Linked DNA regions of Mus musculus: all the other regions are linked to region 1. Evidence: chromatin loops called from intact Hi-C (ENCODE). Cell type or tissue: left cerebral cortex. All regions are shown on one strand.

Region 1 (8,000 bases):
CTGAGATGGTTCCACCTTGGATTAAAATCTACGACGGAGCTCCTGTAGGCAAGGCCCAGGAGAAAATCATTTTAGGAAAGATTCCTGCTATTAATATGCTTTTCCTGTGTGTGTGTGTGTGTGTGTGTGTGTGTGTGTGTGTTAGTGTGTGTAAAACAATCACTAGCTATTAGCCCACACTTTTAAATAGATCTCTGCAGAACAATGAACAAATAGATGATTTCTTAATTCTTAATGATGATCCTGTAAGAATTCCTAAAATTATATCAGTATTTATCAAGCTTTTATAGTGGGATGGCTATTAGGGTCTCTCTGATAATCAAAACTGCATTGAGAACTCTGCCAGTCTTTAGTGTCACGAGTGAATTGCTTCTGAGATAGTAAGCAGACATTCTGCAACTTAGAGCACATTCCAAGAGGTTGTAAAACCATCAACCAAAGATCATAAAAAGGGAATTATGATTTATTATAGGTGCTAGGACAGAAGATAAAAATATTGACTGGATTTATCTATATAAAACTTCACTAGTAACTTATTGTCTTCAACTCTCCATGAACCTGTGGAGCTGTGACAGGTGATGAATATTTAGCCAGATAATTACTCCTAATGGATAGGCATGTAAACATTCTCTGTTGTAAACTTATTTATGATTTGAATTTATGTGTAAACTTGTGGTGAACTTTTGACCATGTGATCGTGTCTTCTGAAAGATGTGTCAGTGCTGAGGATACAGAGAGGAACCAGAAGTGAACTGAGGAGAGTTTTTTAGACAGCGCTGAACTCAAGAAGAACTCAGAAGTAAAGGCATAGCATTGGGAGTAGTGGCACTGAGAGTAAGGGCATTACTGTGACATCAGAGCAGGAGGAGAGAGCAGGATTAGAAGGAGAGTGCAGAGCAGAATAACTGAGAAACTATAAGGCAACTTAAAATACAAAGAGAGCAGTATGCAGAATGCTAAGGGGAAGAGAAAAAAAGAAGCTGTAGAGAGAGCAGAAGGAACAGGCAGGCTTCTCCTGACCATGGGACAGAACAGGTCTTTTCTTAATAGCAAAGCAGGTTTATAAAAGAGAACAAAGCTTTCTTCTTACAGACTTGGGTTTAAGTTGGGCCCAACTGGTTTGAATGGAGATGTATAAATGTACATGCGTGAATCTGTATATGGATTTATGTGAGTTTGTGCTTATTTGCTTATGTAAAAGTTTTTCCTCCTGCTAGCATGATGTTCTTCTCCTGGCTCAATAGATGTTTACTGCTCCAAACCTCTCCCCGCCTGACAAGCAAGGACAAAAGGGCAAAGGCTCTATCTAGCAGTTAATCCTTTACTTAATCTCCTGCTGGTTTTAAATTTTTTTTTAAGATCTATTTATTTATTTTATGTGATGAGTACACTGTAGCTGTCTTCAGACACATCAGAAGAGGGCATCGAATCATATTACAGATGGTTGTGAGCCACCATGTGGTTGCTGGAAATCGAACTCAGGACTTCTGGAAGAGCAGTCAGTGCTCTTAACCACTGAGCCATCTCTCTAGCTCAATCTCCTGCTGTTTTAGGGTAAGATGCTAAATGTCAGAGACTGCAGTTTCTGGCCTCAAAGGGACTCAGGCAGGTCAGCTACAGTAGCAAAGTAACTTAGACTTACATGGCTAAACGTTTTGTTTTTATACAGCAACCCTAAATATCTCGTAAGACCAAGCCTTACCCTCTCCGCTGCCTCAAGAAGAACCAGAGCAAAAAAGAAGATCCACTGGGGCTGGCTCCTGGCAGAACCGCAGGTGTAATCTTCCTGGAGGGGAAGCTCCAGATGGCTATGCCTAGATTAGTCTTAAGGCTGCCACGCTGTCATCTGGAGAATCAGCTCAGAGGCTCACAGCTCAGCCAGGATGTCATAAGCCCAGGCTCCAAGATCACAGCTGAACCCCAGTACACCACAGCCTGACTGAGAGAGGGGACCCATAGCTCTGACTGAGGGAGGAAAAGAGATGCATTACCGGTAGCAGGGCAGAATGGGGGGTGGGGGGGAGCAATGTGGTTGCCTCTAACCTGCGATGGATGGTTTTATGTGAAATTCCTCAGAGCCTGCCCTCCTCACTCTCACACTGGGAGGGGTCCAGAGGACCCATGTAGGAGTCTCTCCTTCATTCCTACCAACTACTGCAAGGCCCTGTGAGGGGTCTTAAGAGGACACTCTCTGTCTCTGTCTCTGTGGCCTAAGAGTCCTGAGATGACCACTGCGGACTCTGACTAGAGACCTGGAGCAGAAGGTCAACCTTGGCCCTGCCTACCCCTCCAGGCAGGTCAACCTTGGCCCTACCCACTCCCCTCCAGGCTTAACTAGGCTGGCCCAACCCAGGGTTAAGATCACAGAGCATAACCTCTGCATTCAAAGAGTTCAAATCCAGAGCAACTAGGAAATGAAACAACAGGCCTCTACTAAATAGAGGTTTATTTGCAGAAGTTGAAAAAAGCTCAGTTTGCATACATATGTACAGATCCCAGCTTTGAGCCACTCGGCGTGGTGGGCACCCTTGGGCGATGAACAGGTCACACCAACAGAAACTGAGACTCAGTAGGTTGGCTCAGTTCTCAAGACCCAGAAGTACTGGCCAGCCTAACCCCCTCCCTGCCTGAGACCATCTTCCCACAGGATGTGTGTGCTGAACAGATCAGATGGGACACGGACAACATGTCAGTCAGAGTCACAAGCCTCTTGTCCGGTGGTGGCATCCACTGCAGAGGCCAGGCTGTCCTCCTGGCCTTTTAGCCGCTCACCTGGATGGAGAGCAAACAAGTGGAAAGGGCTGTGCTGAAGCCACTGTCCTGAGGGCAGGACCCAGCCCACGGGGCAGCCGGCACTTACGGATCAGCTCCGCGATGGCTCTCTGGGTCCGCTTTTCTAGCTTCTCTAGCTTCTTGGCCACATCTCTCTTGAGATCCCTGGAACAGGAAAGAGGGGAAACTGAGAAGCTAAGGGCTTTCGTGGTGTGGCCCTGAGATCCTCCTGCAGTGCTTTGATATTTATATCCTCAGCTGCCTGAGATGCTGCCTGCTCTGCTCTTCTGGACCCCAAGACCCATCATTCTTCCCAGCTCCACTGAGATAAGGGGATGTGTACCACAGACCCAGTCAAGGCGGACACTGAGACACATGGTGGCTGGCTCCTTGGGATCCTCCTGTTATGTCCCCACTAAGTCGGCATCGGAGAGGAACTTGCCGTGGCCAACTGCCAGCCCTATTCCACCTCTTGCCACAGCCTCCGACCCCCACTCCTGGGGCTTCCAGAATTCCTAAATTCGGCCCGAGTTCTCTGGCGCTGCAGTTCCTACAGCACACACCTCATGCCTGCTTCATCAAATTAAAGCACTGTGGTAGATCTGTAACCACAGATCTGCAGGTACCAGAAAACAGCCCTGACCTCTGGGACAAGGCACCGAGAGATATGCCTACAGCCTACAGCACCTTCCCTCACCCATTTTCAGAGGGGCTTCCAGGCTTCTGGGCTTGAAGAGATTGGGTTCCCTACTTTACAGTTAAAACAGAGACGTAAGCCCTATCTGACTGTCCATCTGCTTTCTTCCCTGTAGTATCCCGAGCACAAAGGGGACACTACTCAGATGGCCCAGAGCAGGGGACTTTTCACCCCTACAGAAGAGGCTTGAAAGGATGGCTGCTCTTTCATCCCTCGGCCCTCTTCAGCGCTTTACTCTCAGCCATCACCCATGCCTTACTTAGCCCTTAGCCCTGACTCTCTTGGGCAGAGCTGGGCTTGCAGTGCTCGTCCCTACCTGTCCCTTGGCTGTCCTCCCAGCTGAGGCCTGTGACATGCACCAAACACTATCACCCCCACCCCCCAACACTCACCAATCAGGTTTCCGGGGTGCCAGGTTGGCCAGGTCCTAGGGAGAAAGGAGACAACTCATCAGGGCCAAGGCCCAGCCTCAGGGGGAGCGGAGAGCCAGGGCACAGAGGCAGAAAAATGTCGGCAGGCCAGGAAGGCAGTAGGGTGGGAACAGAGACAGTCAGAGAAGGAAGCAGCCCCAGCAGGGAGGGGCCTCCCAGGGACTCACCACTTCCTCAATGACAGGCTCTGGCTTGGCTGCCTCCAGCTGCTCCTTCACCTTCTCCTCCACTAGAGGGCGAAAGAACACAGGCCTGCAATGTGGAAGCTGCCACTCCAGAGAGAACAACCTAAGGGGCCCCAGGGAGGAGCAGGGACCCCACTCAGCAGTAACTCTGGAAGACAAGTCTAGTTTCCTAGGTTGAAGGCAGACCCCAGAGCCCAGAAAGGGACAGAACAGGCTATAGCTGGAGTGGACAAGGTGTCCAGATGTGAAATGGGAGGTGGCTGTGTATATGGGGAGTGTGGCATTAAAGTGAAGGCCCTAGGAATCTCCTCCAGGTCTGGCATGGCTGGAGTCTGGGTGTCTTATCATTCCTTCCATCCCACATCAGACTTACAACAGGCACCTCCCGCCTCCACCATGACCCTAGGTCTCTGAGTGTCCCCTTCTGGGGACCAACAGTGTGGACAGCCTTCAGACCTGTCACGAGGGATGTGTCCCTGTGACCTTCCTTTCTTCTGCCACACTTGAGTCCTGGTGGCCTCCTTGTATAGGACAATGGCCAGTTTCTCATCCCCCTCCTACAGCCTGTGGGACGTCCTTGCCCGACCCTGCCGCTGCTCCACAGGGTGGGGAGAGGATTAGCAAGAAACAACTGGGCAACTGCTGAACTATGATAAGGTATTTATTCATTCATTACTTGTACAAAGAAAAGCTGGTATCAAAATTAAAAACTGGGGCTGGAGAGATGGCTCAGAGGTTAAGAGCACTGACTCTTCTTCCGTTGGTCCTGAGTTCAATTCCCAGCAACCACATGGTGACTCAAAACCATCTGGAATGTGACCTGATGCCTTCTTATGGTGTGTCTGAAGACAGTGACATGTACTAACATAAAATAAATACATTCTTTAAAAAAAAAAATTAAAACCTAAGATTTTTAGATAGGCACGGTAGCACATGCCATTAATCCTAATACTTGGGAGGCTGTGGCAGGTGGGTCTCTGTGAGCTCAAGGCCAGGCCGGTCTACACAGTGAGCTCCAGTGAGACCCTGCCTTAAAACCAAACAAAGCCAGATCCTTCAGAACAGAGGATGGATGACCCTGCTCCTGGACCAGGAGGGTCTCTCTTCATCCTGGGGCTCTCACCCTTTGACTAGGCAGTGGGGAAGCCTGGGCAGGGCTCTCTCTGGCCTCTGTGTTGCTGCTGACTCCTTCCTTGCCTTGCTGCCCAAGTGCCTCAGGTCACTTCTGCTCCTCATGCCCTGAGGGCCTGTGGCCCCTTCAGGATGGCAGGTGCAAGGGCCTCCTTCCTGTGCTCCTGGCCCTTTTATGGTCCCTGAGAAGGTGTGTGAATGCCTCGGAGGCCCTGTCTCTGGCCCTGTAGCTCTTCTCTGAGGGCGACTGGGAAGGACATGGGGGAAAAGGATTCATGTACCTGCCACTGGTTTGGCCTGGGGGACCCGCCTCCTCTTCAGGTCTTCATCCTCTGGGACATAGTTCCGGAGCCTGAGTCCCCTGTGAGAGCAGAACACAGGCGCGTACACCTCAGTGCAGGAGTGGGAGGGGAGGGCGCCTGCCACATGCAAGTTCCACGGTTCCTCCTGTTTGTCTGGAGGTGGCCAAGTGAAGGGAAGCACAGAACTTAAGCATCCCCCACCACACAAACGAGTGCGCACACTCACACACGCGCACGCGCACACACATACTGAGCCAGGGTGACTGAGGACATTTACTAGTTATCTCCTGGGTTGTCTCCATTTGGAAAGGAGCATGTGCCATTTTCACGAGGTCACAAAGCAGAGATTGTACATCCGAGAGCAAGGCTGAGCCAGAGCTCCTGGGTTGAGTCACTCCTCCATACCAGCTCTCCAAACCCAGCCAAACCTCCTCAGAGCCTTCATGTCTTGGAGCCAGTGTATGTCACACAGCTCATCCATCGCTTTCAGTGGACAGGGTCTGCGTGTACTAAATGACATGAAGATTGTGTGTGTGTGTGTGTGTGTGTGAGAGAGAGAGAGAGAGAGAGAGAGAGACAGACAGACAGACAGACAGACAGACTGCAGTGCAGGGCGGCCTTTGTACAACATACAAAAGATTCCAGGAGGTGGCTTCTGGATCTGAGGCTATAGTGGATTCCACCAAAACACAGGAGAGACAAGAGGCTGATGCTCTGTTTCATTACCTGATGGGAGTAGCCCACATGGAGACAAAGCACAACCATATGCCACAATCCGCTCACCGGCTGCTGAGATCTACAGAGCTCACACCCTGACAGGTCTTCGGAATTCAACTAGAAAACCCTCAAACCTGGGGGTGTGGAATCACAGAGGCCAGAATTACCCAACATGAGCCCAAACCCAGGTCTCTATTCCACTGTCTTCAGGCAGTCTCCCAGCTCAGCAGCTCATCAAATCCAAAGAGGTTTATCCCTGGGAAGAGGGGACCCTGGTTACCCCACAGGGCAGCAAGGTCAGAGTTCCCGAGGGACTACTGGACTTAATTAAGGTAAGCATAGACAGTAGACAGACCCTAGGCCAGAGGCACAGAAGAAACACCTGGCTTTCCCACTCTGTTAAATTCTGGCCCCTCAGAAAGTCCTAGTTTTTCAGGTCAGCCTTCCAAACGTCAGAGCTCTGCCCAGGCGAGGTTAAGCATGCTGGTGGCTTCCCCAGTCCCTGACAGGGCAAGCCATTCCACAGGTGAGGTGCACGATGCCTGTGGCTGCACAACTAACTAGTGGCCCCAGCTCACATTCCAACTCACCACGTCTTCCCTCTTGCCAAGGTCCCTGGGGCCAGGCTAAACCCAGGGAGTGCCGGTACCCACATGCCAATCAATCGCACATGTCTAGGGGTCTCCTGCCCCTGTTCCCTATGCCTGCTTAGGCCTGGGGTGAGCAACAGGTCACTAGACACACAGTGAGAAGTGGAGCCTATCTGCTACCATGGCTTTAGTTCACCACAGGGTGGAGAGAAAAGAGGAACAGAAACTGGGTGTGGGAAGAAAACGGCAGGGATTAGTGAGGAGAGTAAAAAAAAAAAATCCCAACCCCACCACCAGATCCAGGGTCCATGAGTAATCACAGGGGACTAGGCAGCAGCAAGCTTCACCTGCGGCTCCGTGTCCTCAGATGGCCACCAGCATGAAGGGGCCCCAAAGCCTGAATCCCTGTGTCCCTGGCCCACTGCCCAAGGGCAGGGGTCTCAGGGAAAGGGGCACGGAGTTGTGCTTGGGGCTTCTCTAAGCAGGTCCAAGATTTAATTCCCTCTTCACAAACAACAAATTAGGCACAGACAGTTTAAACATCCACTGGCCGGCCTTGGAGAACCAAGCCTGCCGACACAGAAGTAATAAGCGAAGAACAAGAACGTCCCCTGAGCACCTGTCTCTTGCTAATGGTGTCTGGAAAGTTGGGCTCCCCTGCACCCTCACAGGCTGGAGAGAGAAAAATGTAGCAGAATCAAGGAGGAGCAGGCCCTGGCAAAGCCCCGGGCTGCCCACTGGGACCCCATCTTAACAACGGGTGAACCTGCACGTCACTTCACCAGAGATAGAAAGAGCCTATACAACACCAGGGCAGGTGGATCACCCCTCGGGTGTATGTGTGTGTGTGTGATGTAACTGGGCGCCCCGTCAGTCCCAAAAGGAAGGACCAGGGAGGGAACCCCTAGGCCAGCTGTTGGCGAGAGGGGCAATAAGGTCTATGGAGAGAAGGAAACAATCCGGAACTTCAGGTGGGCTCCAACGTAACACCCACGGCTCACTGGAAACCAAGCATGTACTAGAATTGTCAAAAACAGACTTTACAGTCAGGTGTAGTGGTGGAAGCTAGTACTAAGAAGCTGAGGCAGGAGAATTGCAAATTTGAGGATAGCCTGAACTTAACAGTAAGACTGTTTCCCCAAAATATAAAGTAAAAAAGAAGTAATTTTCCACTT
Region 2 (8,000 bases), 74 kb after region 1:
GGACACCGATGCCATCGCAGTGCACGTGGTCAGAGTGCTGACCTGCATCATGAGTGGCTCCCCTTCGGCCAAGGTGAGGATGCTTCACTTTCTGTGATAGGAGTCAGAGGTGGAGGTCATTGTCCTCATGTTTCCAAAACTGGCCTGTCACTCTTGTTCCCTGGAGAGCATGTGAGGGCCATTGTCGCTGGGGTGTGGTTCGATAGGCTTGGTGGGTGTGGTCATCAGTGTATTCTGGGAGTTGGGTGTCCTGGGTCCCGGCCATGTAGAGAAAGGACACTTGTGAGCTGACCACCATCTGTAGCCTTCTGAGATGGATACAGGCCACTGCATCCTCTGTTGTCCTTGTTCTTTCTGCACTGTGACCTAAGGCAGAACTAGCGAAGGTGTTCCGCAGCCGAAGGGAGTGCAAGTTGCCCACAGCACCCATAGCTTTGCTTGCTTCCACACTACTTTTCAGGAGGTGTTCAAGGAGCGCATTGGCTACCAGCACCTGCAGGAGGTCCTGCAGAGCCACGGACCCCCTACCCACAGGCTGTTGCAGGAATTGCTCAACATGGTGAGGACCGGGCTTGGGGCCTGGGTCCCAAAGACAGCTGACCCGAGCCAGTTCCCTACCCTGGAGGACTGTTAACTGTGGCCAGTGCAATGTGTGCTGTGGCTTACCCGTACATGTCAGTACCCTGAGATGAGCCCTCTACACTATAGGCCTGGAGGACTATCCCAGGAACATACAGTTGACAGCTTGGCCATACTAGGCTACAAGCCAAAAGCATGGAAATTAGTAGGGCCGATCACTTGGTTTACTGATCCCGATCGTCCACCTTTGGCAAGGCACCAAGATGGGGTGGCATGTGTTGCTTTCCCATACTGTGCACAACAGGAAGTGTCATAGCTGGCAAGGGGCCACCAGTGACCGGGATTGTCACATTCTTTCCACCTACAGGCTGTGGAGGGTGACCACAGCATGCACCCACCTCCACCAATCCGCAACGAGCAGCCAGTGCTGGTGCTGATGCAGTGGCTACCAGCACTGCCCACAGCTGAGCTGCGCCTCTTCCTGGCACAACGCCTCTGGTGGCTCTGTGACAGCTGCCCTGCCAGTCGCACCACCTGTGTGCAAGCAGGCCTGGTGGGCTACCTGTTAGAGACACTTAACACGGGGACAGCCCTGGGAGCCCGCTGCCAGGAGCAGCTGTTAGCCTTGCTGCAAGCTCTGGGTCGAGTGTCACTACGGCCCTTGGAGCTGCGTCGCCTGCTGCGCCCCCCACCGGGGCTGGACTCAGAGTCAAGTGGAAATGAATCTCAGAAGGCTCGCCATGCAGGCGCCGTCATCCGGGCACTGTCGGGCATGGCCCGGCACCGGGGTCCTGCACGTGCCCTGCGCTACTTTGACCTCACGCCCAGCATGGCTGGCATCATGGTGCCGCCCGTGCAGCGGTGGCCAGGAGCCGGCTTTACCTTCCATGCCTGGCTGTGTCTACAATCGTCAGAGGCGGTTCCTACCTCAGCTCCCAGCCGGCCCCTCCAGCGGAAACAACTGTACAGGTGGGTAACCGCCAAGGGCTAGGGATCCACGGCCAGAGTGAGCAGGAGGGAACGGGCATAACCAGCTTGCTTGCCCCCAGCTTCTTCACCAGCAGTGGCTCAGGGTTCGAAGCCTTCTTCACGGCAGCTGGCACCCTGGTGGTGGCCGTGTGCACACGGAAGGAGTACGTGACCGTGAACTTGCCCGAAGTGTCCTTCGCGGATTCTGCCTGGGTGAGTTCCCGTCCTTCTCATGTGGCCCAGGGTGGGGTGAGAGCATGGAGAGTCAAACATGGCTTGAGCCACTGTAGCTTCCTTCCCTTCTAGCACTGCGTGGCCATTGTGCATGTGCCCGGGCGCCGACCCTTCAGTCAGAACCTGGTCAATGTCTTCAAAGATGGCCATCTGGTCAAGACAGTACCTTTTCGCTTTCCCTCCCTCAGTGAGGTATGCCAGGCAGGTTTGGGAGGCCATGGGTCAGTTGGAGGGGCTTGGACCAGTGTGACCTGGAACCCTGTGTATCTTTAGCCTGTACTGCTCTGAAGTACATAGTTTGGGGAGTCATCATGAGCTGGATATAGGTGGAATCCCAGGCTTTGCTGGGCGGGACCTGACTGCTCTCCCAATCCTGACCCTGCAGCCTTTCTCCTCCTGCTGTATTGGTTCTGCTGGGCACCGCACAACGACAACCACCACAGGGCTTCCCGCGTCATCAGTCTCCACAGCCTTGGCTCACACTCACCCTTCCCTCACCCGCTCCCAGTCAGTCCCAGCCTCCACAGGCCTGGGCTGGGGGCCTGGACTGGGGACCCCTCTGCAGGAGGGCAGCGTCAGCTCTACCCTCGCAGGCACCCAGGACACTCGGTGGGGAAGCCCCACATCTCTGGAGGGTGAGCTGGGGGCTGTAGCCATCTTCCATGAAGCCCTGCAACCATCTGCCCTAAGGGTCCTGTGTAGCCTGGGTATGTAGCATCTGTTGTCGGTCATCCCCCTGCCTCTACCCCATTGTCCTGATTCCAGGGCATCAGATTTGCTAAGTGCTCAGGGGTACCCAGGGAAGATGGCACCCCTGGGAACCTGTCCTCTGGGCAGGCAGGGGAGGAGGCAAGCTATGGAGAGGGTTTGGCCAGAAGACCTAAGGTCTAAAGGTTTGGCCTTTTCTCTCCAGGGCCCAATGAGCCAGCACCCTTCAAGCCTGAGGGTGAACTACATGAGTTTGGCACCAAGTTGCTCCTCCATTATTCACCGCAGGTACTTATGGGTTAGGGAACCGTCAGTGCCTCCTGGCTCTGTCCTCTGGCTCCCACTTTCAATTTGTCTCTCCCTTCTCCATTTGATCCAGGCCTGTAAGAACAATATCTGTCTGGACCTGTCCCCTGGCCATGGGCTGGATGGCCGTCTGACAGGACATAGGGTGGAGACATGGGACGTGAAGGTACGTGCATCTATGTGTATAGTGTACACAGGGAGTGTCGGGAGCAGTGCTGGGCCCTGGCAGGGTTTGGGAGACCAGTTCGAGAGAGTCCAGGCTTAAGGCGAGACGCTGGTTGGGAACTGTCCTCTCATTCACCACTGGCCCCCTGTCCCAGGATGTGGTGAACTGCGTAGGGGGCATGGGTGTTCTGCTGCCCTTGCTGGAGCGAGTGGCTGTGCAGCCCCAGGAGGCCGAGGCCGGCCCGTGTGAAACACACGACCTCGTAGGACCTGAGCTGACCTCAGGCCGCAACACTCAGGGCCTGCTTCTCCCCCTGGGCAAGTCCTCAGGTGAGTGACCTTCACTCCTGGACTCGGGGTGGGGGTGGGGAGAAAGTCTTGGTATGGTGCTTGGGATTGTGCTTGAGGTAGTGGCTTCTGGCACACCCTTGACCAACCTCTGCCCTCTTCCTGGTGGCCGCAGAGGACCGGATGGAGAGGAACGCAGTGGCTGCCTTTCTCCTGATGCTTCGGAACTTCCTGCAGAACCACACCGTGAATCAGGAGAGCCTGGTGCAGTGCCAGGGTCCTGCCATCATAGGGGCTCTCCTGCGCAAGGTGAGGCATGGTGCGCGGTTGGAGAGAGAGACAGGGGAGGCCTTCTGGACGGTGGGGCCTAAGTGAACAGGCAGGAAGGTGGCTCAGGTGATGGCAGCAGAAGAAGTTGGGCCGTAGCCCTGCCTGCCTGGAGGTTGTATTTCAGAGATGGCAGCGGCCCTGAAAAGCTGTGAGCAGGGATGATTCTTCATGCCTGCCGCTGGGAAAACTGGAAACTAGTGGCTGGGACAGCAGGCAGACAGAACCTGACATCTCAGCCCTCTGTTTCCCTCAGGTCCCCAGTTCGGCCATGGATATGAATGTGCTCATGTCTGCCCAGCTGCTGATGGAGCAGGCGGCTGCTGATGGCGGTGGGCCCCTCCTCTACCTGCTCTATCAGCACCTGCTCTTCAACTTTCACCTCTGGACCCTCAGTGACTTCGCTGTGCGCCTGGGTAGGTGAGGGGCTTGGGAAAGAGGCCTGGGTACAGGGCAGGCAGGGCGAGAAGCCACAGCCTCCCTCTATAATCTGAGAGGACATAGAGGGCAGAGCCCTGCCCTGGAGGGCGTGAAGAAGCTTTCTGCTGATGTCCACCCAGGTCACATCCAGTACATGTCTAGCATGGTCCGTGAGCACAGACAGAAACTTCGGAAGAAGTACGGAGTTCAGTTCCTCCTCGATGCTCTGCGCACGCACTACAGGTTAGGCTGGCGGGCCCTGGCGGATGTTGGAGGTCCGGCTCAGCAGAGATTGGTTTGGGGACAGGATGACGTTCTGCCCCAGCTTACCTGCCTGTTTCCCCATCCCACCCCACCCCGATTTTACCTCTCCTACTCGCTGGCTATGCTTGTCGGACCTGCCAGCCCGCAGCGCGAGCGCCCCCTAGCGGCAGACGACCTGCGTACAGTACAGACTTCCCTTTTGGGTCTGGTGCGTGAGTTCTTGGTTAGGAACTTCTCGGTGGAAGACATGCAGGTTGTATTGAACTTTTTGGCAGCTACCGGTGACGATGGCCAGGTAGGCTGGAGGTTGGGGAGGGTGAGGCTTGGGTGAGAGGTGTCTAGGCCAGCTGGGGAACCCATCCTAGGGTGACATTCCATGTATCCTCAGGTGGTGGGCACCCTGGAGCTGTTGCTAACCCTGCTTCAGGGTTCTCCAGTGCAAGACCCCTTGGCCGCCTTCCTGCTGGAGCTGGGGAACCTTGAGGTGCTGCTCGCACTGCTGGTGCGGCCAAAGTCAACGCCCCTTTTGACCGACAGGGTCTGCAAGGTATGCCCAGCCCCCTCCTGACCTTTTAATCCCATTTACTGAGGCCGCCGGCTAGAAGCTAAGGAAACTTTAAAGCCACTTTCACAGGCCTCTTCTGGAGCCACACACCCGTGCAGTGGCCCCTCCTATGTTAAGTCCTCTGTGATGACAGCCCCTTGGTCTCCCTCACACAGATCTTGCGAAGACTGCAGCAGAATGAGCGGTTACCCGAGCGGAACCGCCAGAGGATACGGCTGCACGACTGTGGTCTCCAGGGTCTTGTTGCTAGCTTGTCGGAAGAGAGCATCTCTCCCCAGCTCTGCCAGGGCCTTTATAAGCTGTTTGTAGGGACAGGTATGACCTGGCTGGGACCAAGAGGCAGATCAGACGGAGGAGATCAGAATGCCTGCCCAGCATGCACAAGGCCTTGGATTTAATCCCCGACACAGAAAAATAAAACACACACACACACACACACACACACACAAAGGACAGGTGCAGTAGAGGGAGCAGTAGCATCTGTCAGGATAGGGCTGGTGGGAAGAGGGAGTGTTCACATGGGGACAGGATTGAGGTAGTCCCCTCTACTGTGTCAGTCCCTCAGGTTGTATCTCCAGACTGCCTGAATCTCTCAGATTTGTTGGCTGTTGTACAGCTGTCCCTCCAGGCTGACCTCAGTGTCCGCCTAGACATCTGCCGTCAGGTAAGAGAAAACGTGTGGGAGATAAAAGGGTGGCTTCTGCTCCCTGGAGCTCCTTTTGCCTTTCTGGGGTGGGGCACCTTTGTAGGTCCCTGCTGTTAAGACCTTGGGATGGGGATCTAGGGAAGCAGTCAGATGACCTCTTATTTGTTGTCCCCTGGTTTGGCAGCTCTTTTACCTCATCTACGGACAGCCAGACGTCGTTCGGCTGCTGGCCCGACAAGCTGGCTGGCAGGATGTGCTGACGCGGCTGTATGTCCTCGAGGCTGCCACAGACAGTAGTCCCCCACGCTTCCTCCCAGAGCTGCCGATCTCTTCAGAGCTGGCCCTATCTCCGCCGCCCACTGAGTTGCCCGCTGACTCTTCTGACGTCTTCCTGCCTTCAGAGTCCCCTTGCCCTGACCAGGATGCTTTCTACCAGGCCCTCTCCCCGTTCAGTACACCCTTTGACCTGGGTTTGGAACGGGCCAGCATTGGCTCGGGCAATACCGCTGGTGGCGGCAGCAGCAATGGGACTGTTACTCCGGCCAGCCAGCCTGGCACACCCTCCCCGCTGGATGGGCCACGGCCCTTCCCAACTGCCCAAGGCCGCCACAGCTCCAGTCTCTCCAATGTGCTGGAAGATGGCAGCCTGCTAGAACCCAACATCAGTGGGGATGATACCTCGAACACGAGCAACCCCCAGGTGAGGTGGCCACCTTCTGACATTGCACTGTGTCTGGAGAGGACACCTCAGGAATGGAGAGTTGGCAGTGTGGTCTTTCCAAAGATGCGGTCTAATACCAGAGCTGGTACTGTCACGCAGTTGTGTTAAGCCCGGGAGAGGAGAGCAGCAGCCACATAGGGCCCAGGCTTTGTAGGGCCTACAGATAGGATAGACTGTCTTCTCTAGAGGAAGAGGCAGTGCTCTTAGCTGCTGAACCACTTCTCCAGCCCCACTTCTCTTTGAGGATTCCTAGGCAGCCTTGAAGACTTAGAGTAAGGCCTTTGTGAATATCTCCTCTCTGAAGTCCAACAGAACCCCAGGTTTTCCCCTGGAGTTCAGAAAGTGGCTGAAACCCTTAGGCCATTTTCCTAAGGCCTTGGTGCCAGTCTGGCTGTTTGCCGAATGCTGCCTCTCTTCATTCCTGCCTGTGGGTAGACAGGGGGTGCTGAGCAGAGATTCCCCTCCCCCACAGCCCGCAGCCCACACCACCTTCCTGTCCCCACAGCAAACCCCTGAAGAGGAGCTGTGCAACTTACTCACCAACGTGCTATTCTCAGTGACGTGGCGGGGCGTGGAGGGCAGTGCGGAGGCCGCCTGGCGGGAACGTGGCCAGGTCTTCTCCGTGCTTACCCAGCTGGGGGCCTCTGCCACACTTGTGCGACCACCAGACTGCATCAAGCGCAGGTAAGAGGTCTGCGTCAGGAGGCGATGGGTCTCTGGGAGCCAGGAAATTGCAAGGTCGGTACTGAGTCCCTCTCTTGGCCAGCCTCCTAGAGATGATGTTAGAGTCAGCCCTGACCGACATCAAGGAGGCTCCCCCAGGAGGCCTGGCCAACCTTTCCCAGCAGGCACTGTGGCTGCTCCGTTTACTGCAGGATTTCCTGTGTGCTGAGGGCCACGGTAACCAGGAGCTGTGGAGTGAGAAGGTACGATTATTCGGAGGGGTGGAAGCCACACACATTCTGCGTCCTTATAACCTGAGGGTGTCTAGTCTAGGAGATGGGAGGGTACACAGGGCAGTCTTGGATACATCAGCGTTGGTATCTATCAGCCTGTTTAGTCAGGCCAAGCATTCAATGGATGGCAGCGTTGGAGTTGGGCTGGGTATACCTTACAGTGAGTGACCTTGACTCAAACCTTACTTAGCCTCCAGCACAAACTTTACCTAGTTTTCTCCCCCAAAATCCCTGTCCTTGTTATGGCAACATGCTGGAAATATGTTCTGTGTGGCAGCTCTTTGAAGGTGTGTGCAACCTGCTTGATCGCCTGGGAGCCTGGCCACATCTCGCCAATAGCACAGCAGATCTCCGGGAGATGGCGCAGATCGGCTTACGTCTTGTGCTTGGATACATCCTATTGGAAGACCCACAGGCAAGCATGCAGGAGGGCAGCAGAGGTGGAGGTCTAGCTGGTGGGGGTCCAGCAATTGGTACCATCCTCATTGCCTTGCACCTACAGCTGCATGCCCAGGCCTATGTGAAGCTGCACACACTGCTGCAGACCGCAGTGCCGACCCGCCGGGAGGAGGCGTGCTACGTGCTCTCCAAGCTGGAGGCAGCGCTCAGTCGGGCGCTGACCACCTCGTCTTCCGAGACTGAGCATGCGTCTACAGCCGTGGCAGCCTCTGAGCGCTGTTCGTGGTTGGTGCCACTGGTCCGCACGCTGCTGGACCGTGCATATGGGCCCCTGGGACTGCAGTGGGGGCTGCCCTCCTTACCACCCACCAATGGAAGCCCCACCTTCTTTGAGGACTTCCAGGCTTTTTGTGCCACAGCCGAATGGCGCCACTTCATCGACAAGCAGGTGCC
Region 3 (8,000 bases), 260 kb after region 1:
CTCTGTCTCTGGAGTGCTGGGATTAAAGATGTGCGCCACCACTGCCTGGCCAAGATATTTTTTTAACTAGGGTTGTGTACCAGTGTAGTAAATATATTTATTACTGTCTACATTTCTGGGCTTTTCCAGTGAACATTGTGATACATTTTTCTTCATCAGTCTAGAACTGTATTATCCATTAAGCCTTCTGTATAAGGTTTTGTAATAGCCTTGTTATTGGCTGGCCTCAAGTGGCAGTCATCTCATCTCAGGCTCCCACGTGGGTTTGTAGGTAGGCACCACTACAGTGTGGCTACTGAGCACTTGAAACGGGACTCTGAGTCAGAAGGTCTAATTTAAAAATTTTATTTAACTTTAATTCATTTCAATTTAATCTTAAATAATGTATGTGGATAATAGCTACTGTATTCTAAGGAACAGCATCTATCTAGAGTGTGACAGACTTAATAGTCATTTGATGGATCAGAACATTGAAGGGAATGGATTGGCTTATCCTTCCAGTGTCAGACTGTGTCTGGAGGAGCTGTGTAAATGACCCAGGTACTCAAGTGCCTCACTGAACAGCGTCCATGTAGACACCTCAGGACAGAAACAGTGATATGTAGCTGGGAGTAAAAGTAATGTGAGGAGAGCAAAGCAGGATGGGGCGTATAGCTCAGTTGGTAGAGTGCTTGTCTAGCATACACAGAGCCCCGGGTTCGATCCCCAGCAAGGCATGAAAAGAGTATGGTGGCACACAGCTGTAATCCTAGCACTGAAGAGGTGGAGGCAGGAAGGTAAGGAGTTCAGAAGTCATCGCTGGCTACACAGTGAGTTTAAGGCCAGCCTGTGCTACATGACTTTTTTTTTTTTTTTAAAGAATCTGGAAGAAGATGGCACACACCTTTAGTCCCAGCACTTGGGAGACAGAGGCAGGTGGATCTCTGTGAGTTTGAGGTCAGCCTGGTCTACAGAGTGAGTTCCAGGATAGTCAAGGCTAAAAGAAGAGATCCTGTCTTAAAAACAAACAGAACAAGGGGGGGGGAAGTGGGGGAGGAAGGAGAAGTAAAAGTAAAAGTTAGCAGAGAGTGAAGGGGTGGCCAGGAAATGAGAAGTGAGTTTTCTGCAGGAACAGTCCTCCAGACAGAGGGAGCAGCCCGGGGGGAGGTGAGAGTGGGCTTAGAGTGCTGGATACAGTGAGGTCGGCCAGGATAGAAGAGGCCAGAGAGATGGAGAGGCCAGAGCTACACGGCTGGGATTTCTATTTCATTCTCTATGGGAGCACATATAAGGTCAGAAACACAATATGGAGTGTAAAAAATAATTTAATTAAAAAAAAAAAGAAATCTCTCCCTAACATTTTTTTAATTTCCTAAACATTTACTCCCTAATTTAAAAATTTATAATGGCAATAATTTTTTATTGTTTTTTAAAAAGATTTATTTATTTATTCTATGTATATGAATACACTGTAGCTGTACAGATGGTTGTGAGCCTTCATGTGGTTGTTGGGAATTGAATTTAGGACCTCTGCTCACTCTGGTCAACTCCACTCGCTCAGTCCCTGCTCGCTCTGGCACAAAGATTTATTTATTATTATATGTAAGTACACTGTAGCTGTCTTCAGACGCACCAGAAGAAGGCATCAGATCTCATTATGGGTGGTTGTGAGCCACCATGTGGTTGCTGGGATTTGAACTCAGAACCTTTGGAAGAGCAGTCAGTGCTCTTACCCCCTGAGCCATCTTTCCAGCCCCTATAATGCCAGTAATTTATAATGGCAATAATTATGGTGCCTGATAATAAAGGCAATAAATTTAGAACATATTTTAGTATCATTATACATCAATCACCCCAAAACAGTGACTGTGACACTAACTAGTATAGCAGAATGAGAGGGATTAGTGAAACTCTTGATGACTTTGTCCACATAGATCACATGTACAGATGGACAGAGAAGCTAAACTAGAAAGACAGCCACCGTTAACTTTTTCAATAGAGAGATTGGAAATGATTGTTTCTTTATGAGGACTCTGAAGAAATATATGTGGACAGTTATTCAGTTGTTTGTTTTGAGACAGGTTCTCACTGTGTAAACCAGACTGGCTTGCCTCTGACTCCTGAGAGCTGGGGTTAAAGGTGTGCACCACCACTCCTGACTAGGATGAATCTTTGACTGTGATGAAATAGTTATTCCATTTAAAATAGTCTCAATAAGGTAGATTTTGTTGTGTGTTTGAGATGTTGCCTTATGTAGTCTAGGCTGGACCTTGAACCTGAGATCCTCCTGCCTCAAACTCACAGGATGTGCTGCCGCATTCAACTCAGCTAAACAAATTTCCAGAAAGGATTTGTTTGTTTATTTGTTATGTGTGTGACTGTGTGAGTATATGCACACATGTGGGTGTGCAGGTGAGTGTGCCTACGACAGACACCCAGGGATGTCAGAATAGGGTATCAGATTCCTAGGAGCCAAGACTGCAGGCATTTGTAGGACTCTCCTTGCTACATGGGTCCTCATGATTGTACAGTAAGCACTATTTTTGAACATGGCTCATGTATTCTTCAGGTAGTTTCTTAGTGTTCTACAGCTGTGAAGAGACACCATGGCTACAACAACTCTTATACAAGAAAATATTTAACTGAGGCTTATCAATGGTTTAGTCCATTATCATCATGACAGGAACATGTAGGCAGCAGGAAGAGAGAGACACTGGGACTGGCTTGAGTGTTTGAAACCCCAAAGCCCATCGATATTGACACACTTACTCCAACAAGGCCACACCTCCTAGTCCCTCTCAAGTAGTGCCACTCCCTGATGACCAAGCACTCAAATAGCTGAGCCTTTGGGGCCATTCTTATTCAGACCACCGTAGATTGTCATGTCAGTTCAGTTAGGACGGAGTGACCGGTGGGCCAAGACTCATCTCTGAAGAGCTTCTCGTGCTTCTCCTCTTCCTTCTAGTGCCCTGGAGGCTCTCATCAACTTTGCTTATAATGGCAACCTTGCTATCGACCAGCAGAATGTGCAGTCCCTGCTGATGGGGGCAAGCTTCCTGCAGCTGCAGAGCATCAAAGATGCTTGCTGCACGTTCCTCCGAGAAAGGTGAGCGAAGCAGGTGGTGGGTGCCGTGCTCTGTCCTGAAACCCCTGCCACCTTGCTGAGTTAATGGTGTGTCTGCAGTGTTTTGAACAACGAGCTGGGAGTTACTCTGTAAAGATGGCATTTCTTGGGATCAGCACTGTGCAGGACCCAACTGTTTGGCCATTTACATACACTGTTGTGGCATGGCATAGACTCTTTGTGACCATCCCTTTTCAATCTGACCAGCAGTTCATTTAGCTAATTTATCCCCCCTTTTTTGTTGTTAGTTTTAAATTTATTTTTTTGAGAATTTCTAATGTGTTCTGTATTTACATCATTTCCATCCATCCCTCTCCTCTGTGCTCCCCAGCTCCCTCTCCTCTGTGCTCCCCAGCTCCCTCTCCTCTGTGCTCCCCGGCTCCCTCTCCTCTGTGCTCCCCGGCTCCCTCTCCTCTGTGCTCCCCGGCTCCCTCTCCTCTGTGCTCCCCGGCTCCCTCTCCTCTGTGCTCCCCGGCTCCCTCTCCTCTGTGCTCCCCGGCTCCCTCTCCTCTGTGCTCCCCAGCTCCCTCTCCTCTGTGCTCCCCGGCTCCCTCTCCTCTGTGCTCCCCGGCTCCCTCTCCTCTGTGCTCCCCAAGACCCTCTTAAATAATGACTTCTTTTTCTTTTATCATTTTGTGTGTGTGTGTGTGTGTGCACATTTAAATACAGTCTGTTGTATCCATTTAGCATTGCTCATAACTTAGCTAACTTCTCAACAAACTAACATTGATTTATTTGGCACTGTTTGCTTTTTTTATTTATTTGTTTATTTATTTATTCGAACTGTTCCATAGCCATCTCCATGTTTGTTTAGATCCTTAACCCACATGAGTCCCTTTTTATACGCAGCTCAATCAGATCCCACCTTTATGTCTGTCCACTGGAGGCCGTCGTTGTGAGGTCGTTTAGGGTGATGACCGCGGATTATACTCCTACTGTTTCTGCTTCCTGGCAAGGGGTTTCCTGGGTTCTTCTGTGATCTTTTAGCTGATCAGATAAGCTCTTCCTTCCCTTCAGGGGACAGTGCTCTGTCATAAGCTAAAGGCCATTTAATCACCAGAGATTTGGAGGTGAGCTTTAGGCTGGGCCATACACAGGCATGGAAGAAGCAGAAGAGCTCCCGTGTGCATTTGATGTTCTTCCAAGTCCAGTCTCCATGCTTAGCCTGATGATCAACGTGCCTTCCACCTGAGCCCTGTGCTCAAGAACATCATCCTCTCAGAGCTGACCTCCCCTTCCCACCCCACTCCACCAGTCCTGCCCACTGAGAGTGTGTGTGGCCCCTGGAGGGTCTCCACATCCTACCTATTTGATGCCCGTGGGCATCACTGAGCACTGTCATGTGCACACTGACACACAACTGTGGCAGTGATGCCTCAAATGTAGAGGTGCACCTCAGCTAGCTGCAGGGCAAATGGTTTCACCTTGAGGCCATGTGTTGCAGGTGGAAACCTTGCAGCTCCAGGACCAGCCTTGTCCCTGCCTTAGGACACTCTCTAGAGGAGGCTGGAGGGATACAAGCACACACACACACTCGCGCACGCGCACACACACACACACACACACACACACACACACACAAACGGATAATGACTTGCAGATGCAATGGGTGCTGCCAGTTGCTATTCTTTACACTTTCATCAGAGGACAACAGTGCCACCTAGGGGCTTTTGAGGTTATCGCTGCAACACCAGACGTTATCTGTCATAAGGCATTTTCTCTTCTAGATGCTGAGCCGCTGGACAAGGTGGCACACATCCTTAGTCCCAGCATCCAGGAGCAGGTGGGGCTGGATGAGGCCAACTTGGTCTACATATCACCTCTAGGTACATATGTAGTAGATTCTGAGGGATCCAATTCCCCAGCTCTCCTGTTTCCCTCCAGGCTACATAGACCCTCACTCAAACAACAACAAAGCCCAGCAGTTCCTTTTCTGTTTTAGATAGGTCTGCAATAGCGCAGCACGATACCCTGACAGTCTCCTTACGTGCAAAACTGAGCTGTCAGTGAAGCGGACGGCTGTGGAAGGAGCTAGTGAAAGACACAGGTCTCTGCTTCCTTCCTACCTCTATCCTGAGTGGGTGTCTCGCCTGTGAGGCCACTCTCTGCCATTCCCATCTGCGGCCTCGCAGGTTGCCTTCCCGTACTCCTTCCTGTGGGGTGGAGTAGCACAGCTCACTCAGGAAGGCACGACCAGTGCTCCATGTTATATCAAGCTGACCAAAGTACATGCAGCGGTCCTAACCTTTGGAGAGAGTGGGGAGGGGAGCAGAAGGCGCGAGCTCACCCTTGCCCCATCATCTGTGGGCTCCATTCAGCTCCCGGTGTGTGCGGTTGGGTGGATGGGCCCCAAGTGAGGCACCCGCTGTGGGAGCTCAGCTATCCTCATTGCCTTACACCAGCTTAACGTCTCTTAAGCGACACTTCTCCTCAGCTCAGCCCCCTGCTCCTTGCTGTCTAGTCTCGGCTGCTCCACGGGGATTTTGTTTCCTTGGCCTCAGAGAACCCACTGAGGAGCCAGATGTTGTCACTTGTGACTGTCATCGAAGCACTCGTGAGGCTGAAGCAAAAGCATGCCTCAAGTTTGAGGCCACTTCTTAGACCACATAGAGAGTTCCAGGGCAACCAAGACTCTAGAGGGGAACAGGAAAGCTGGGTAATTGGATCCCTCAGAGTCTACTCTGTCACAAAGACTGCAGAATCCTGCTCGGTTTGTTTGAGAGTAAGAAAGCAAATATAATAGGAACTTTAATAGCATCCAGCTTCATGCCAGGCACTGTGCTGAGTGCTTTTGCCTACATTCATTTTGTTTGTTCCATGCATGTGTGTGTCTGTGTGTGTGTGTGTGTGTGTGCCTGTGTGTTTCGTGTCCGTGCATGCATGTGTGTGTTTACATGAGTGCACACGTGCTATGTTGTACATCTGGAGATCAGAGGATAGCCACTGTGTGGGTCCCAGGGATTGAGCTGAGGTTCTTGTCAGGCTTTGCAACAGGCTCCTTCATCTACTATCTCACTGGTCTGAAAATGCTACTTTTAAATTTTACTTTTAATTTTATCTTCTGGTGTGTGCTTGTTGATGTTACTTATTTATTTGGAGAGGGGCATGCATGCCACACAAATGAATGGAGGTCAGAGAACAGCTTTCAGGGGTGTATGGAATCTCATTTCATATCGTTGAGGCAGGGTCCCTCTTGTTTCTGCTGCTGCTAAGAACTGAGTCTAGAACCCACTACAAAGCCCCATGTAGTGGTACACATTGGACATCCCAGCATGCCCACTGTGGGACTGGAGGCAGAGAAGAGAGACATGAAGGACATGGGCCAGCTTGCATGGAGTTCTGCTGTTGTTCCTAGGGTTTTGAACTCTTAGATCATGGAGCCTCCCTCTGCCTAAAAAAATGTGTAATGGTCCCTGAATAAAGGTGACTCTTCCATGCCTTTGGTGCCTTCCTAGTGCCTAAGAGGTGGACTCGTGCCCTGGATACTCAGAAAGCGCAGCATCTGGCTTGGTGACAAGGCATCCCAGTGTGTTCTCGCTGTCTTCTCATGTGACAGTTAGGTCATAGGACTTCCTGACAGTCCATTCCACTTTGACATGACAAGGCCACGCATGCCCCAGGAAACAAAGACTTAAGGCTAGCCCATCTAAGCCGATACCTTATGAAGATGGGTCATGGAAAATGGTACCTCACACCATAGGGAGTTTCTAACAATGCTGGGAACAAAATTTAGCTTTTGTCCCATGGCTGTACTCAAAACCATTTAGAAAATGACTGAAGATAGCACTATTCCTTCCTTTGATCCTTCTTTTTGCATCTCATGCCAAAGGCTTCACCCCAAAAATTGCCTGGGTGTGCGCCAGTTTGCCGAGACGATGATGTGTGCTGTGTTGTACGATGCAGCCAACAGCTTCATCCACCAGCACTTTGTAGAGGTGTCTCTGTCCGAAGAGTTCCTGGCCCTGCCCTTGGAAGACGTGCTTGAGCTGGTGTCCCGGGATGAGCTGAATGTGAAGTCAGAGGAGCAGGTCAGTGAGCGCAGCCACAGTCTGCACAGGCAGAGCACACACTCCTTCCTCCCTTCCGCCCATCCTTCCTCCTGTCCATCTTCCTCCTGTCCATCCTTCCTCCTGCCCATCCTTCCTCCTGTCCATCTTCCTCCTGTCCATCCTTCCTCCTGTCCATCTTCCTCCTGCCCATCTTCCTCCTGCCCATCTTTCCTCCTGTCCATCCTTCCTTCCATCCATCCTTCCTTCCATCCATCCTTCCTCCTGTCCATCCTTCCTTCCATCCATCCTTCCTCCTGTCCATCCTTTCTCCTGTCCATCTTCCTCCTGTCCATCCTTCCTCCTGTCCATCTTCCTCCTGCCCATCCTTCCTCCTGTCCATCCTTCCTTCCATCCATCATTCCTCCTGCCCATCCTTCCTCCTGTCCATCCTTCCTTCCATCCATCCTTCCTTTCATCCATCCTTCCTCCTGCCCATCCTTCCTCCTGTCCATCCTTCCTCCTGTCCATCCTTCCTTCTATCCATCCTTCCTTCCGCTCATCCTTCCTCCTGTCCATCCTTCCTTCCATCCATCCTTCCTCCTGTCCATCTTCCTCCTGTCCATCTTCCTCCTGTCCATCTTCCTCCTGTCCATCCTTCCTCCTTTCCGCCCTCTTCCTCCTTCCTTTTTCCTCCTCCCCTCCCTTCCTCTGCCAGTCCTTCCTCCTTCCCATCTTCCTCCTTCCCATCCTTCCTCCTGTCCTTCTTCCTCCTGCCCGTCTTTCCTCCTGTCCCTCCTTCCTTCCATCCATCCTTCCTTCCATCCATCCTTCCTCCTGTCCATCCTTCCTTCCATCCATCCTTCCTCCTGTCCATTCCTTTCTCCTGTCCGTCTTCCTCCTGTCCATCT
Region 4 (8,000 bases), 58 kb after region 1:
AGTCAGGCTACCTTACCTGCTTAAAAGCAAATAGCAGCCGGGCGTGGTGGCGCACGCCTTTAATCCTGGCACTTGGGAGGCAGAGGCAGGCAGATTTCTGAGTTCGAGGCCAGCCTGGTCTACAAAGTGAGTTCCAGGATAGCCAGGGCTATACAGGGAAACCCTGTCTCGAAAAACAAACAAACAACAACAAAAAAAAGAGCAAACAGCAACCAGGGCCGAATAAGTGCCACTGAATTACTCTCTCCTCCCAGTATAAAAAGAGGTTGACGGAGCCGGGCGTGGTGGCGCACGACTTTAATCCCGGCACTTGAGAGGCAGAGGCAGGTGGATGGATTTCTGAGTTGGAGTCCAGCCTGGTTTCCAAAGCGAATTCCAGGATAGTCAGGACTACATGGAGAAATCTTGTCTCACAAAACAAAAGGAGAAGAAGGAGTTTGACTGCGGCAGATGGTCACAGATGCGTTTGCTTCTTTTCTTCTCCTCCTCCTCTTCCAGGAGATGGCAAGCCCATGAGCAACGTGGCTCCCTGTCTGGGGCTTCTGTTATAAAGCTGGCCCAAAGGAGAATGATCTTCCCTAACAGCTCCCTTCAAATGTCACCGTTTCCTAAGCTCGGTGTTATCCTGGGTTAACCTGGTTCTGTCTGGGACCTTCCCTTACAGTAGGAGACGGGGTGGCTGCCAGCCCCTGGCATAGAGGGTATCTGTGCTCAGGAAAGGTAAGCTCATACTAAGATGCATAGGGCGCTTCATACTGATCGATCCCTAGGACCAATAGGAGCCATCTGGACCTAGCAAACTTTCCCCTACCCCTAACAAAGAAGCTGGTTCCCACCCAACACCAGGGGCTCCCTCACTTCACAGTCCAGTCACAAGGAAAGGACAGACAGGGTGTTGGTGACAGTGGCCCAGAAATGACTCAGCCAGGCCTAGATCCCTTGTTCCTGCTGTCCCTGCAATTCTCATTTGGCTTGTCTGAGCCTCAGTTTCTTCATTCATTAAAGCCGGCATGAGGCACCCACCTCCTTCAGGCCAAAGGAACAAAAAATGACTGACAAGTGCCGGGCCCTGGGAGGAGGGGCTCCCAGCAATGGAGCACCTGGGCAGGATTCCTAGAGGGAGTGGGCTACTGTATGTATCCTAAACTTGGTAAGGACGCCGCTCCTCTGCAGGTAGGTTTGTCCTGCAGTCGACTGATGATTCCTTCCATCCAGCTCAACACTAGGCGAAACTAAAAGGTAGCACTTGTCTTCCATAAAGCTCTTAAAACAGAACCTTGCACGTAGTTAGTGCCACAAGTGTTCGTCATGGGCGAGGTTATTATTAGTATTGTTGAAGGACCCTAGTCATCTCCACGCGAACCACAGTCCTTTCATTGAACAGCGATAATTCCAAGCCCGATAGGTTCTGTACTCGGGTTAAAGCCTTTACGGGCCCCTCACTGGGGAGGATGGAAATAATCCTGCCAGTGGCTCTGAATGGACTCCGCCTGCGAGAGGCGGAGCTCCATGCGACCTCCCGGGCCGCCCTGACCCCAGGCTCCTCCTCCAGCCTGACTTCCCCGCCCTTTGGACAGTCCTAGGAGAGGCGGGGCGGTGGCCGCTGCCACAGACAACCAAGTGTAGGAAGCCAGGCGGTGGCCGGCCGGGAGGAGGAGGAGGGGCGTGTAGACTTTGGTGGCTAAGTGCGACAGGGTCAGGAGCCGCGGACTTCCCCCAGCAGTGTAGCGCCGCTCCGCCCCGGAGTGACGCCCTCCCGCCCATGGGCCTGGCCCGGGGCAACCGGCGGGCGGCGCGGAGGAGGCGGCGACAGGTGGCGCGCAGCAGGGCCAGAGCCCGGTCAGGCCATGGCCGCCTCGGAGCGGCTCTACGAGTTGTGGCTGCTCTACTACGCGCAGGTGAGCCCGTCTCGCCCCTGGTCCGCGGGGTCCCCAGATCCGCGCACGCAGTGTCTGCTGCACCTGCGTCCGGCTCCCCCGGGGCCGCAGATCGGCGCGCGCACGCGGGACTTCAGCTCCGCGCACACGTGCGTGCCCCTGGCTGCCGGGCTACCTCGGGCATTTGTGCCAGGGGACAGTGTTCGCCGGTGAGCGCTGTATTGCAAGTCCTCAGCGAGACCGCGCAGCCTCAGTTGCCCTGGCCAGTCAGTTCTCACCCTTTTCACAACTGGGTAAACTGAGACCTGGAAAGAGAGGGACTCAGTTTGCTGGTTGGTTGCTTCGCCTGAGAGGCGCATTCGCGATAGGTGGTCATGGTGGCTAGAATGTCATGTAGGCTGGGGGATCCGGCAGGTGCCGCTTCTGACAAGTACATCAGACGTTCGTCACTTCAGACTCCTTCAGAGTTCTTAGTGATGAGCTCTTACTGTACTTGAAGCAACTTTAGCCTACCTCCATTCTGCAATGGGCCAGGGAGGATGGTGAGGTCAGGAGGGATGGCTGAAAGGGACCCTCGTTTCAGGCTGACTCCGCTGGTATCAGAAGGGGAGCGAAGGGGCTGTGATGCCTCTGACTCAAACTCTAGAAGCCTCACTTTCCCTTTTGCACTGGAAGCAGGGAGTGATCCCGGGGTTATGCCTCCCTCCTTGCACCTGCTTGGCACTAGGTGCCTAGCTCAGGTGTGCCCTGGACACAATGGTCCATTGTGTGTCCATGAACAGCTTGTCACTGGGAGAGCAGGGATATGGGGAGAGTTCATGCTCTACCCTGGCCCTCTGAAGAGGCTGCCTGATGGTTTGTCTAAGTCTGAAGGGCCACAGCTTCTTTGGTCTTCTTGGGCCGGTGGCATGTAGTAGAGTCCCACTTAGGGTAACCAAGTCCGAGCTCATTGCACCTTTAAGCCTTTACTTCCCGGCTGTAGAATCAACGCAGTTTTACCCTCAGGCCACCTGGACTTTGTAGAGAGGGAGCCACTATGGCTGGTGTAGGTCAGAAAAGCCTGCCTCTCCTCCATTCAGCCCCTGTATCTCCATCTTCAAGGGAGATCACCATGTGAAGAGAACTTAAACCAGGTGATGAATCTGCAGAGATGTCACCGCTGGGTTTTCAGGCTGGGTGGTAGGCTGCTGGAGATGTTCTGGTCCAGCTTCCTGGGACTGTACCCTTTCATAGTGGCTGGGCTGTTTGGTTTTGAGCTGTTGGCCACTTCTGTCTGCTGTGCTCCCACCGCCTCCCAGAAGGCTTAGGTATGGAGCTCAAGCTGGCTGGTTGTAGAAGTGGAAGCCTAGACAGGCAGGGGGCAGCCTGGGACCAAGCCAACAAATAAATCCAGGATGTGAGAGCAAACTCAGGAGTCGGGTGGGGCCGGGCTGCCTGGGGAGAGGAAGCCAGGCAGCCACCCAGTGCAGCCTTCCTGCCTGCTCCAAAAACACCGTCCCACTTCTCGGTGCTGGGTTCCCAAGGAAAGATAGTGCTGCTAGGGACCCGCCGTGTGTGTCACGGGGTGTGTAAGGCAAGGGCGGATCTGACAGGTGTTGCGAGACCCTTCGCCCCAGCATGATGGCACATGCCTGTAATGCCAGCATGAGAGAGGTTGAGGCAGGAGGATTGCCAAATGTCTGAGGCCAATCTGGGCAACAGTCTTTTGAGACTTGTCTCAAAAAGAAAAAAGAGACCCTTTTTTGTCAGTCCACAGCCAACCAGCCAGCAGCGCAGGTGGCCCCTCCCTTCAGCGGCAGAAGCTACCATCTGCTGGCAAACCTGTTTCCCCAGTTGTGGGTCTGGGTGAGGACAGAGGGGGAAGCACCCTAGTTCCTGCCCTTCTTTCCCCCAAAAGACCCTAGATTTAGATCTGCCTTCCCTCCTCACATGAGTCCTGCCCTCTTGGTGGGCTCTGAGAGGAGTGAGAGGGAGGGGACAGTATCAGAGTGTCCCTGAAGATAAATCAGTTGGTGTGCCTCAGGGTCCTCTTGGGGAAACCAAGGCAAAGTCACCAGGAGAGTTCCTTTAGCCACCCAAGCCTTGGTCTTGTGGTCAGGAAGCCTCAGGTGGCCCTCTACCTGGAACACCACCTGTTGTTCCTCTTGGAGCGTTTTTAACCTTCACTGCCCTTGCTTCCCAGAACTTAGCATTTAGTAAGTGTTCCCTTCCCTGGGTGTTAGCTGAATGACTGGATGAGAAGATGACCAGGGTAGTGACCAATCAAGGAAGTTATCCCACAGCAGGCAGAGTTGGGATTTTGAGGGCTGGAGGCCAGGAACAACAGGAATGAGCACATAGCAATAGGAAATAGAAGAAGCAAGCTTTCAGCGAACATGGCATGTCTTTCTCTCTCCCTCTTCCTCTCTCTCCCTCTCCCCCTTTCTTCCTCTCTGTCTGTCCCTCTCCCCCCTCTCTCTTTCTCATTCTGACACCCCCCTCTTCACCTTTAATCCCACCACTTGAAGGCAGAAGCAGTCAGATCTCTTATGAGTTCCAGAACAACTTGGTCTACAAAGTGAGACCCTGTCTGAAAGAGGAGGAAGAGAAGCAGCATCAAGTTGTCTGAAGTAGGGAGCAGGACAGAGCTGCCATGGTGAATGGGTAGAACACACCTACCAGAGTCCTCAAGGAAGAAACAGGAGAAGCTCAAGAGGACCAGGAGATGGGGACAGCACCTGGCATGCTGGCACTTGGGAAGGTTAATGCAAAATAGCCTGTAAATGAGCAGCCCCTCTGCAGGCTGGAGCAGTGCACGCACGTGCACACACACACACACTGATGGGGGAGCTGAGGATCACAAAGAGCCTGGCAGGACAGGGAAACTGAGCTGAATTCTCCAAGTATGCCAGTAATGAAGGACTCAGAAGTTAGGTCAGAGTAGAAGCTCTTTAGTTTTGCTCACCTTTCTCTCTTCTTTTATCCTTGACCAGTGCTATCTCTCCTGTCTCATGGAAACTTACCAGGCCTCTCTGCTCCTCTAGACCCATTAGATGTCCTGGAAGTGGAATTACAGTCAGTTTTGAGTCACCGTGTAGGTGCTGATAATAGAACCCAAGGCTTCAGGAAGACCATACAATGCCCCTAACCACTGGGCCACCTCTAGTCCCTCCACCTTACTAATTATCTAGTTAGACAGGGTTTTCCTATGTAGCCCTTGATGATCTGGAACTGATTATGTAGGCCAGGTTGGACTTGAACTCAGAGATCTGCCTGTCTCTGCTTTCTGATCACTGTGTCATTCTCAAGAATTGAACTCAGGTTGTCAGCCTTGGTGACAGTGCCCTTACCTGCTAAGCCATCTCACCAAGTCCCCAGTGTATTGGTTAAGCTAGACTGGCCAATGAGCTTAAGGGCTCTGCCTGTGGTGGCGTCCTGCCCCTGCCTCTCAGAGCTGAGGTGATGGATGCGTGCCCTGGCTCTTGTGGTGCTGGGGAACCTAAACTCACACTTGTGCAGGGGGCTTTACCGGCTTAGTCAGATTCCTACGTCTCTCGTTTATTTTTGGTTGTTGTTTTGTTTTTTGTTGGTTTGGTTGGTTGGTTTCTTGAGACAGGGTTTCTCTGTGTAGCCCTGGCTGCTGTAGAACTCACAGTAGACCAGGCTGGCCTTGAATTAAGAGATCCAACTCCCAAGTGCTGGGGTTAAAGGTGTACACTACCACTGCGTGGCTCTACTTTCTTAAATAGGCAAAAGTACCCAGCTCTTGGTCCCTTTCACACCTGAGGGGCAATTGGAATTTCTTTCTTCCTGCTTTTGTTGCTAAGGTAATTGAAGGAGGAGGGAACTTTAATGACAAAAAAATTAGCATAGAGCCTGGAGTTGGGGGGGGGGGGAAGGCTGGTATCCTTGGGGTTGTTATGACAACTGAGGAGGTGATGGGAAATGTGTGATCCCCATGGAAACAGGGTCAGTTACTATGGAGACCATGGCAGGGAACTCTGTTTCCATAGTGATAGGACAAGGCAAAAAGGCTAAGGACCTTATGTTATATGTTATGTGTTATGTGTTATGGGGCCTTTAGGTCCTCTTTGTCCTTCAGGTAAGGGGCAGAGGCTGTCCTGGACACCCAGGCACTTACACCACTCTGCTCAGTTGCTTCTTGCTCCATGGGCAGGTTGAATGTTCCGGCTCCATCCCATGGCCTACAGTCCTTACAGTGTAGCTAGAAGCCACCCATGGCCTGACATTGCCCTCTCTCCTCCTGGAGAGAATTTAGGCTTGGGAGGCTATGTAGTTCAGAGCTATCTGACTCCAGTTCTTCCTCCAGTCCAGACCTGGAGGAGGAGGAGGGACCTCTGACTGAAAGGCATTGTCCATATTGAGCTGTGAGCACTCTCCCTACTGCTTGGAGCTCTTCCCTGCCTAAGGCAGCAAGTTGGGATTGCCCTGGAGGCCTCAACTCTGCCCTGAGCATAGACAAGGATGGGAAGGTTGTCCTAAAATGCCGGGACAGACTGGAGCTGGGCTGACCAGAGCCCCTGGCCTGCAGCTCCCTGTCATCCTACCCTTGGGCAGGTGATATGGATGCCACCAAGCTGGGCTTGGCGGTGCACTCATTTAAACCTTGTACTTGTGAGGCAGGGGCAGGCAGATCTCTCGGTGATTTTGAAGTCAGCTTGGTCTACGTAGTAAGACCCCACCAGCCTCCACAAAAGGAGATAGCCAAGGCTCAGAGAGTTTTATGTTAGGTTAACAAGCTACCCAGTGTTTAAACAGGGCCTGAGTTCCAAAACTCATAACCCTCAGCCACCAATTCCACTAGTAATTAATAATCCCTACCTGTGCAGCAATGGGTTGTGTCTTCCAAAGGTTCTGGTCCTGACTGAGGGCATTTCTGAAGAGGAAACATGGAAAATAAAAGTGTGTGCAGCCTTGTGGGATGGGAACAGCGCAAGCCACGCCCTTGGACTGGAGATGAGGGCCAGCACATACACAGGGCCTCAAATGTCGGAGGGGGTCGTTGATTTGCTCTGAAGGCGGAGCCTGTGCCAGAGTGGTGACTGACTGATTGCGCGGTGGTGATGGTGATTGCGTGGTGATGGTGATGGCCACTTGAAGCTTTCTGTACTGGGCGTGAGCTTCTTCACATAGCTTCATATAGCTTAGCGGCCCCTGTCCCTCAGGTGGAAAGCTTTCTCCCAACCAGTGCCAAATAGACTTGCCCTCAGCCCACCTCAGTTACCTCTGAGTTCTAAGAGAATGGCAGTTGCATGACCAAGCAGGAACTATCTGTGCCTCACTAACCCTTGGGAGGGGAGCTTTCTCTCCCAATATTCTTAGAGTATATTTGGGGCTGGTTGGGGACGGGTTAGGGCAATGACCAGCATCCATCCTTCTATTTTCTCCCCTGTAGCAAGGTCCAAGTACTTCCTCCTGGGCTGAAGGACTCTTGGGTGGGCTTGGCTTGTGTGGTTGTTCCTCGTCTGTCCTTCGAGTCCCCTTCAGAGCTGGAAAGGTCTGGAAGAAGCCAATAAGGCAGAGGCTCTGAGAAAGATACAGATCTCAAGCCCCCCACAGACACAACTTGTAGGCTCTGGACCCTGTTACAAGCAGCACCACCAACCATCTTGCTCCTGCTCACTGCCCTGCCCTGCCTTCTGATCCCTGCTTCTCTAGAGACTCTGATATTTAGCACTATAGCTTCAAGCAATGGTGTTCAGGTCAGAGCTGGCCTGAGGCCTCCTAGGGAGAAAGAGTGAGGCCCAGAAGACATGGACAGGCAGCTACTCCTATCACTTCTGTGCTTTTGAGATTCCTTCATGCCCCTTCAGAGTTCATGAAGCCCGCCTTGATTGGCCTAGCCCTGAACCTGACTCACCCCAATTTGGAGAGTTTACAAGACTAGACAGGCTAAGGGATAGAAAGCTGGAGTCATAGGGGACTGGAGAGATAGCTCAGCGCTTAGGAGCACTGGCTGTTCTTCCAGAGGACCCAGGTTCAATTCCCAGCACCCACATGTCTGTATGTGGTTTGTTTCTTTGTTTCCCCTTCCAAGCCTTCCTAGCAGTTTTCTTCCCCATCAACTGGAAGACCAAGGTGCCCAGATTCTGAGAAACACAGATCCGGGATCTGACTCCCTCA

Evidence for each region. Peaks named below come from ENCODE experiments on the same cell type or tissue, not always from the same donor. Only the 100,000 strongest peaks of a DNase experiment are listed, where the experiment ranks them.
Region 2: it touches region 1 in a loop (8-fold over the local background); 26 of 42 quality-filtered maps call a loop at or near these places.
Region 3: a loop joins it to region 1, with 3 times the contacts of the local background. A loop is called at or near these places in 13 of 42 quality-filtered maps.
Region 4: a loop joins it to region 1, with 2.4 times the contacts of the local background. A loop is called at or near these places in 14 of 42 quality-filtered maps.

The regions. Positions count from the first base shown.
Region 1 is chr9:110,706,023-110,714,022 of GRCm38, reverse strand. It overlaps Ccdc12 (coiled-coil domain containing 12), which reads right to left. Exons shown (of 7, transcript NM_028312.3): 3 at 5,498-5,577; 4 at 4,068-4,129; 5 at 3,862-3,896; 6 at 2,861-2,937; 7 at 2,430-2,772. The coding sequence ends at 2,690. Among named protein-coding and RNA genes, the nearest start is that of Gm35775, 32 kb to the left of the region's middle. In left cerebral cortex, a CTCF peak has its summit at 4,125 (motif pointing right); DNase peaks (open chromatin) are centred at 1,816, 3,290 and 4,111; H3K4me3 peaks cover 575 bases; H3K27ac peaks cover 691 bases.
Region 2 is chr9:110,631,853-110,639,852 of GRCm38, reverse strand. Nbeal2 (neurobeachin-like 2) reads left to right here. Exons shown (of 54, transcript NM_183276.2): 11 at 1-73; 12 at 461-559; 13 at 947-1,548; 14 at 1,629-1,761; 15 at 1,855-1,974; 16 at 2,168-2,489; 17 at 2,696-2,778; 18 at 2,870-2,962; 19 at 3,117-3,291; 20 at 3,425-3,558; 21 at 3,833-3,992; 22 at 4,137-4,239; 23 at 4,402-4,555; 24 at 4,649-4,807; 7 more. It overlaps Mir8107 (microRNA 8107), which reads left to right and starts at 3,738; the gene lies at 3,738-3,854. In left cerebral cortex, CTCF peaks have their summits at 4,226 and 4,440 (motif pointing left); DNase peaks (open chromatin) are centred at 4,430, 5,788, 7,548 and 7,750.
Region 3 is chr9:110,445,805-110,453,804 of GRCm38, reverse strand. It overlaps Klhl18 (kelch-like 18), which reads left to right. Exons shown (of 10, transcript NM_177771.5): 3 at 2,945-3,085; 4 at 6,933-7,131. Among named protein-coding and RNA genes, the nearest start is that of Klhl18, 27 kb to the left of the region's middle. In left cerebral cortex, a CTCF peak has its summit at 4,783 (motif pointing left); a DNase peak (open chromatin) is centred at 4,737.
Region 4 is chr9:110,647,795-110,655,794 of GRCm38, reverse strand. Nbeal2 (neurobeachin-like 2) reads left to right here and starts at 1,634. Exons shown (of 54, transcript NM_183276.2): 1 at 1,634-1,898. The coding sequence starts at 1,848. It also overlaps a transcript of Ccdc12 not described here. In left cerebral cortex, CTCF peaks have their summits at 1,517, 1,718 and 3,225; DNase peaks (open chromatin) are centred at 1,605, 2,142, 3,274, 5,903 and 1 more place; H3K4me3 peaks cover 2,502 bases; H3K27ac peaks cover 3,255 bases.